3 separate regions of the Homo sapiens genome follow, and all the other regions are linked to region 2. The links are chromatin contacts, found by Hi-C or POLR2A ChIA-PET in ENCODE. All regions are on one chromosome and are shown on one strand. Each heading gives the region's core, a stretch centred on a gene start or an enhancer-like site at or near the end of the contact. The rest is flanking DNA. Distances are from core to core; before and after follow the strand shown.

Region 1 (2,700 bases), core at 190-2,689, 290 kb before region 2:
AAAATTTAAAGATTAGTTGGGTGCGGTGGTGCACATCTGTAGTCCCAGCTACTCAGGAGGCTGAAGCAGGAGGATTGCTTAAGCCTGAGAGGTCAAGCCTGCAGTGAGCTATGATCTCGCCACTGTACTCCAGCCTGGGTAACAGAGCGATGTTCCTTTAATTCCAGAGAAGTTGCTAATTTTCTGTAAAAACTCCTTTATGAGAAATGATATTCATGTGGAAAGAATATTCTCTTTATACCCTGATGTGTTATTAATTTCACATCTCTGGGATAAAGCCAGATCATCAGAAAGATTTATGCTTAGAATATCCTCTACATCCCCGGCTACTCTTACTGATATAAGCTCTGATATAATGCTTTAGCTTTTGAAAAATCACCTGATCAGAAAATTTGATTAACATTCTCTTATATAAAACAATTTGACTAGGCTGGGCGCGGTGGCTCACGCCTGTAATCACAGCACTTTGGGAGGCCGAGGCAGGTGGATCACTTGAGGTCAGGAGTTCAAGACCAGGCCTGGCATGGTGGCTCATGCCTATAATCCCAGCACTTTGAGAGGCCAAGGCGGGTAGAAAACCTGAGGTCAGGAGTTCAAGACCAGCCTGGCCAACATGGTGAAACCCCGTCTCTACTCAAAATGCAAAAATTAGCCAGGCGTGGTAAGCAGGCACCTGTAATCCCAGCTACTCAGGATATTGAGGCAGGAGAATCGCTTGAACCCTTGAACCTGGGAGGTCGCAGTGAGCCGAAATCACGCCACTGCACTCCAGCCTGGGTGACAGAGCAAGACTTCCTTCTCAAAAAAAAAATAAAAAAAAAAGAATGTTCAGAGAAAGACTTACTGATCCTGAATGCTGGCTCCCCAAATTATCACTATGACAACCTGTCGAAAAGACAAAGCTGAGCTTATATTGATCTTGGGAAGGGAGTACTCCCTCCACAGAATCTTAGAGCATCTCAGAAGAGGGAGAACAAAGTCAGGATATTTACTGGGACTCTAAGTCAGTTTAAGACAGATCTTATCCGATATCAGTGCTTAATTAACACTCTGTAAGGATTATGACTTAATAGTTTAAGATTCGTGGTCACAGCAAAGTGAAGATGTAAAGGCAAGGTTTTCAAAGAGTCTTGGGTTCAAGCAGTCTTGGGGTTTCAACTGTAGTTTTGATATGGCTCCCATGACTGGAGGAACAAATTGATGCTTTTCATGAAGAGTTGATGGCCTTTTGGGACATTGCTGAAATGAATGATAATGTTATTCACAACTTTTATCTTCTTCAGCAAGAGTTTCCTAGAATAGTAAAGCTATGTTGATGAAACCTAGAATAACAAAGGCCTGTAAATATACACAGTAAGCTATGTGGGTGTATACAGTTTCGGTTCTCACTGACAAAACGAAATTTGAGCTCATTCTCAAAGGAGTGAGGGAATGAGTCATGCCAACATTTGAAAGCAGAGTTCCAAGCCAGGCCCAAGTCCAACTTTTGCAGGGCCTGTGGCAAGGTTATAGATGAATGCCTACTATATGCCCAAATATTTAAGTGTTGGAAATCAAGTTAGCAAACCTTTTTTTCTTAGAGATGGGGTCTCACTATGTTGACCAGGCTGGTCTCGAACTCCTGGCCTCAAAGAATCCTCCCATCTCAGCCTCACAAATGCTGGGATTACAGGCATGAGCCACTGTGCCTGGCCTAGTAAACTCTTAAATAAAATGTTAGCCAGGTGGGGTGGCATGCGCCTCTAGTGCCCCCTACTCCAGAAGCTAAGGCAGGAGGATCCCTTGGGCCCAGAAGTTCGAGGCTACAGTAAGCTATGTTCGTTCCACTGCACTCCAGCCAGGATGACAGAGCAAAACTCCGACTCTAAAACAAAGCAAAACAAAACAAAACAAAACAAAATGCCCAATCAACACCCTCCAATAAAACAAAATAAACTGGTTACTTTAAAAATAAATAAATAAATAAAATGTTTTAGGTGCCTACCTTGATAAATATAACTTTATAGTGACTAAGTAAAAAAACATGTAAAGTTATGCTTTTTATGTGCCTGAAAAACATCAAAGACAACTAATATATTCACACGTGTGTATATCTGAGTATTCTATTGATGTGTAGTTGAATAATAAAATAAGGACACATACACCATATAAATCATTTTATAGTATACTTATTTCATAAAATTTTATTTCTTTGCCTTCATTTGAGGAAAATCATGAATTCAATTGTTATAATAAAGATTTTCACATATTTTGTTTTTATATTGACAACAGTGATCTAAAGATACACTGTCCTATACGGTACACACTGAGCATTTGAAGTGTGAGGCCTGTCCAAACTGAGATGTATTATGAGTGTAAAATACATACTTATTCCAAGGCTTAATATTTTTAAAAAAGTAAACTATCTCATTAATAATTTTATACTGAATACATATTTAAATGGTAATGATTTTAATATACTAGTAAATAGAATATATTATTAAAATTAATTTTACTTTTTTTACTTCTTTCATGTGACTATTAGAACATTTAGAATTACAATGTGGCTCACGTTTGTGACTCATGTTATATTTCTTTTTTTTCAGCTTTATTGAGGTATAATTGACAAAGAAAAATTATATCTATTTAACGTGTTCAACTTGTTGATTTGATGTACATATACTTTGTGTAATAATTACCAAAATCAAATTAATTAACACA
Region 2 (2,700 bases), core at 117-2,616:
GTCCACAGGAAAGGTTTTCGGAGTGAGCACAGTGGGAATGTCTCATAGTTTTAGGGCTTCCTCAAATCTCCTTTCCAGGTTGACACGTTACCCACTGTGAAACCCTTATGGGGGCAAAAAGGGAGCAAAAAGCAGCAGCTGCAGTATCAGCAATTGTTACTGAACAACAAAATGTAAAAGTCAACTGTTAGGAAGTGAAGAAAAAATATACATATGATTAGTTTTGAAGAAAAATATTTTTGGACTCTGGCAAGAAGTCCAGTGTGAATATGTACCAAACTTTTGTAAATCCAGAAACAGATCACGGATGCTCACACATAATATAAAGCACATTTGATGGAAAAAAAAAGTTTTAAGGAATTATCTCACAAACCTAAGTTTTTCAACCAGGATGAGACATTTAATCCCTAGACTATACTAGTAGTAACATCAAATTATTTCAGTAAAAGGGGAAATCACCAACTCCTTAGATTTATACTTATCACCGGTAACTAGAAGGGGGCATCGTGATACACAAGGAGCATGCAATGAAGTGCACACACGTGGTTCATATGTGTATGTTTATATTTTTCCAAAAGAACACCTAATTGCAGAAAAACATCCTGAGTGTAAATTTTACAAATTAGCTACAAGTTATGGACTGAATAGCATCTCTCTGTGCCATCAGCAAGACAGTTTAACTTACTTGCATGCATACTTGTCCAATGCTTCAATATACATGCACACACCATCATGGAGGCAGTACCCATCGTGGGACAGGGGACATTCAGAGTCACTATTTCTTACGGAATAGTGGTGGTCATCTTCCCTGAGGTGAGGGGGTGGAGTAGAGTCTAAAAGAACCCAAGACATTACTTTTACTTTCTGAATGGATTAGTGTCTTTCAAGTATCAATATGAGGAACTAGTTTCTGTGAATAGTTTGTGACATAAATCTTTTAGTGACAGAAGAACTACTAGAAGGGACAATAGTTTCACTTTCCTAGCTAGACCTTAGTCATTCACTATGAAACCAGCCGTTCTTCCTTTGGGCTCAGTATTATCTGATACATAAAGCATATTGGAGGCAGGTAAAAGAACACCCAGTCCTAAGTCGCCATGTGAATTCAGAGTCACTGATCTCATAAAAACAAACCTGTCACACACAAACATACACTAACCATGTGAAGTGACAGTTAGCTTCAAGGTCTCACTGAACAACTGGTAACTCTATGGTTTAAAACCTACCCATCAATGTGCAGTCCGTTACCTCCAATATCCTGGAGTCTCGAAAATTTTTTCTCACAGTGCTTTCTTCTAAAAACTAACCTTCAGAGGAGCCCTCAAGGACAAGACTGTAGCAACTCTGGCAGGAAGAAAATGTTCCCGTAACAGAGGGCATGCCAAAATATAATAGTAAAGTCTCTTTTATTGAATGGTTCACTGCTCCTTAAAAGGTAAACATGTGCAGCTGACTACATAAATATAAGCAGTTTTTCAGTACCTTTAAGAAGAGCAAATTATTTGAGAAAAATAATATGCTAAAAAAAAAAAAACAGAGACCAAGTAAGCACAGAATTTTTCTTCTTAGGATGTTTTCTGCTTATAGGGCTGACAGGCAAAAAGTGGGCAGTGATGGGAAAGACCCCCATCCTGGTCTCCAGGGTCTAGGTGAAGCCAGCTCCCCTTCTGGGGTGCTGATGGTGAGATGTTACTGCTGTTATGGGAAGAAGATTCAGGAAGCAGGAGTCAACCATTATGAATATTGAGAAAAGAAAGAGAAGAGAGCTGGAGTTCTAATTCAGAACAAGAAATACTGCCTTTTTAAAGTAATATTTTAAAATCCTTGAAAGTGATTTAAAATGCTGAGTCCAGACATTCTCACCGACCTGCCTAGCCCTGCAAAACTTATCCAGCAGCCCCACAAATTGACATTACAAATAGTGAGATTAGTTGCACAGTTGAAGAGAGATACCCATGTTCCCATCTTTATTGGATTGTGAGTAATAAAAAAGGATTTATTCCAGATGCTATTAAATTAAGAAAACTTGGACCATTTCAAATTCTCAAGCCCAGCATCGTCCTAATCAGGAAAGCCAGCTCTGCAGCCTGCCTGAACTGAATGATTTTTAGAATCTCTAATGCAAATAGAGATTAGGGTATAGAATATCCCCGAGCCAAGTCCCTCCCCTTCACTGTAGACCACCCACCAACCTACCAGGGCAAATCAGTCCTGGTTCAGACAGGCGTCCAGCACACATGCAGGTATAGCCTCCCTCTGTATTTGTGCAGCTGGCATTCTCTCCACAGCTGTGCTCCCCCAGTTGGCACTCATCAATATCTGTCAGAAAAGACAGAGTACGGGAGAGAAAAGTGGGGTACAGAAAAAGAGGGTTTTATAGTTGGACAGCCTTTGGAAGAGGAGCTTCATCAGCTTCTGTCATGCTATATGTTCTCAGAGACCTATATATTTTTTTAATATATATTTTTTATTATACTTAAAGTTCTAGGGTTCACATGCACAAGGTGCAGGTTTGTTACATATGTATACATGTGCCATGTTGGTGTGCTGCACCCATTAACTCGTCATTTATTTTAGGTGTATCTCCTAATGCTATCCCTCCCCCCTCCCCCCACCCCACAACAGGCCCCTGTGTGTGATGTTCCCCACCCTGTGTCCAAGTGTTCTCATTGTTCAATTCCCACCTATGAGTAAGAACAT
Region 3 (2,700 bases), core at 184-2,683, 350 kb after region 2:
TGTAACAACCCTTTTTAGAGGGTTATTATTAAAATTCTGAAAATCTTACACAAACCCATCATGCATGCAGAGCTGAATTTCAAGAATGACTCACCAAAACTCAGGTCTTCCTTTTAGTTTACACCTCACCTCAAACCCATCTTGAGGAGCCTACCATTCCCCCCTTGATAGGGGGATATGATAGTTTTGAATAAACAAATGGTATGAACCAAATCTGTTGCTTTTCATTTAATCCAGTTAGCCGGGCTGCTCCTCCATACCACACCTGGGTTCAGATTCCCCAAATCAGGCCCCACTTCTCAAATCTAAGGATTCTCAGGATGAGTCCTTAGATTTAAGAAGTATAATGAGTCCTAGCTGGACGCAGTGGCTCATGCGTGTAATCCGAACACTTTGGGAGGCTGAGGCAGGAAGATTATTTGAGCCCAGGGGTTCAAGACTAGCCTGGGCAACAGGGTGAAACCATATTTCTATTTTAAAAAATCATAATAAATGAGTCCCAGGCAGGAAAAATGAAATTAACTCTGTCCCTGACACAATGTGATGAAACTACAGAACCCCAGAAACAAAAAATTCTTATAATGCCTGAAAAAAAAAGAGATTGCCTACAAAGGAAAGCAATTAAATTTACATAAGGTGAATTAATAGACGGCAGAGGCAAAGGAGTATCTTCAAAGTTCTGAGGGGAAATAACAATCAACCTTGAATTCTATAGTCAGATAACCTACCATTTTGAACAAAACTGAGACTGAGCGACTAAAACATGTTTACTGAAAGCATTTTGCAGGAAAAAGGAAATCAAACACATAAGAAAACAGGATGTAAGAAAACTTACACACCACAGGATGTAAAACTAAATGAAGAGAGAAAAAAAGTGTGTACTTCCAAACCAATAGAGATAAAGGAGTATAAAAAAACATTTAGCCAAATTATGAGAAGATAAGAAAGGAGAAAGAAAATGAGCAAAGGAAAATCAGGATGAACAGAATGCACAGAATAAGGTGGTAGATAGATATCCACATTTGTCTGATATCACAATAAATGTAAACAGATTAAACTCAACAGTTAAAAGGACAGAAGTTGTTGGATTTATAACAACACAGACTGAGGGTTTAACTACTCATAGGCTTTCATTGAAGGCACTACTCAGCTGTAGTGAACAAAATGTAACACGAACAAGGAATAAGAATGCATGAGAAATTCTGAACAAGCAAATTGGTAAAATATATGCATAAAATAAATAAAAACTCCATCATTTTAAATGTTGTTTTCCGTGTCACTTAATATAGCGTACTTTTGTACTCCACAGAAACAAGAAATTCTTGTGTGAGGCAAGAAAAATGGTGCTTTTGGGGTTAGGCTGCTTTGTACTCCTCAGTTACATAGTTGTTTTGCTTTGAAGCTTGTCTTTGGGTTCATTAGTTCTACATCCTGTGGTGCATCATGATCTTTTGTAGAATCTCACACTGAGCGTCAAGCTTTAATGATTTTTTTTTTTTTTTTTGCTTCTCTGTACCAAAAAAAAAAAAAAAAATCAAACTGCTATATAGGAGCTCTCTTTTGATGAACTCTTACTTGCCTCTAGATCTATGTATCTCCCTAACAAAAACTGCATTTTGTAGCACAGACTAGAAAGTTATCTTAATATTTCAGTCTCAGGTACTACATGAATCATCACTGTGAAAATAAATTTTTTCTTCTTCTGGTCTGGACAGCCCAAGACGAGTAGTTAATCCACAAAATGACTGAAACAGAACAGAAACAGAATACGTTTGGCATTTGGCTAATACAGTACAGAAACAGAATACATACATACAATATTTGGCTAGCAGCCAACAATAACTTCCACCTACTGTAATTTCTCACCAGCTCCCTCTCAGCTAGACTGTATTTACATCCCTTCTGAGAACCAGGCATTTAAGTCAGTCATCCCTTTGGAACTGATCTCAACAGGACCACTGAAATTATATTCCTGTATAAATGCATTTTCCTCCTTCTCTCTCTCTTTCCTTCCATTTCGACAGGACATTGGTTTTGAAAGCAGATAACGAAGGACTACAACCCAGAGAAAAGATGTTAGACAATCTTCCTGTCCTACTGTCGTCTGTTAGAAAAAATATTGAAATATTTGGGTATATTGCCTTAAAAATACATTATTTATAATTAATAAACTTTTTCAACATCATTATGTGAATGCAGTTTCTTAAGATCTGTTTGTAATGGAAATACCTAGTACTTTTTCCTCTAGTTCAGATCACTTATGCCTGGAAGCCTTGTTTTACATGGTTTTCAACAGTGTGAAGCTGGTTTTAACAGCTACTATTTCCATCTGCCCAGCACCTCTTCCTTACACTGTCCCAACAGGTGCGGACACACAATTATGTGGGCCAGGTGCAGTTCTACATCCCTTTTACCATAAGGTGGTGGTTCAGCGGCACATTTAAAAGGGTGGGGGCTCCTAACTATTAATACTAGACTGTGGTCGGTTATTATGGGTGTGACCTTAGATTACTTAATCTCCATGTGGTCCCTGCATTTCAGTATTCTAGCAATTAAAATATGGTAAATAAACTGCACATGGATGTTTATAATGGCTTTGTTTATAATTGCCGAAACTTGGAAGCAGCCAATATGTTCTTCTTAGTAGATGAATGAATAAATAAACAATGGTACGTCTAAATAATGGAATATTATTCAGCA

Evidence for each region. A loop is a pair of places that touch in the nucleus more often than their neighbours do. ChIA-PET counts read pairs that join two places held with the same protein, here RNA polymerase II (POLR2A). Pooled maps may share reads with other maps.
Region 1: a loop to region 2 is called in a map with no recorded cell type, with 10 times the contacts of the local background. The contact joins two enhancer-like sites. A Hi-C loop is called at or near these places in 22 of 37 single-sample maps with no recorded cell type and 11 of 50 pooled maps. POLR2A ChIA-PET finds 5 or more read pairs at or near these places in 6 of 52 experiments (OCI-LY7, activated CD4-positive, alpha-beta T cell, activated T-cell and 1 more).
Region 3: a loop to region 2 is called in a pooled map, with 7 times the contacts of the local background. The contact joins two enhancer-like sites. A Hi-C loop is called at or near these places in 10 of 37 single-sample maps with no recorded cell type and 5 of 50 pooled maps. POLR2A ChIA-PET finds 5 or more read pairs at or near these places in 1 of 52 experiments (GM12878).

The regions. Positions count from the first base shown.
Region 1 is chr4:110,286,035-110,288,734 of GRCh38, reverse strand. It overlaps the pseudogene ZBED1P1. Among named protein-coding and RNA genes, the nearest start is that of ELOVL6, 89 kb to the right of the region's middle. RefSeq lists an enhancer at 1,376-1,465. Within about 2 kb of position 1,439, at least 3 of the 41 ENCODE cell types and tissues checked have a DNase peak (open chromatin) inside an H3K27ac peak, as active enhancers do.
Region 2 is chr4:109,992,866-109,995,565 of GRCh38, reverse strand. EGF (epidermal growth factor) reads right to left here. Exons shown (of 24, transcript NM_001963.6): 19 at 2,197-2,319; 20 at 686-833. Among named protein-coding and RNA genes, the nearest start is that of EGF, 81 kb to the right of the region's middle. RefSeq lists an enhancer at 779-1,068. Within about 2 kb of position 1,366, at least 2 of the 41 ENCODE cell types and tissues checked have a DNase peak (open chromatin) inside an H3K27ac peak, as active enhancers do; they include GM12878, where a contact is called at or near this core.
Region 3 is chr4:109,647,529-109,650,228 of GRCh38, reverse strand. The region is part of intron 1 of MCUB (mitochondrial calcium uniporter dominant negative subunit beta); the gene reads right to left. Among named protein-coding and RNA genes, the nearest start is that of CASP6, 55 kb to the left of the region's middle. Within about 2 kb of position 1,433, at least 4 of the 41 ENCODE cell types and tissues checked have a DNase peak (open chromatin) inside an H3K27ac peak, as active enhancers do; they include GM12878, where a contact is called at or near this core.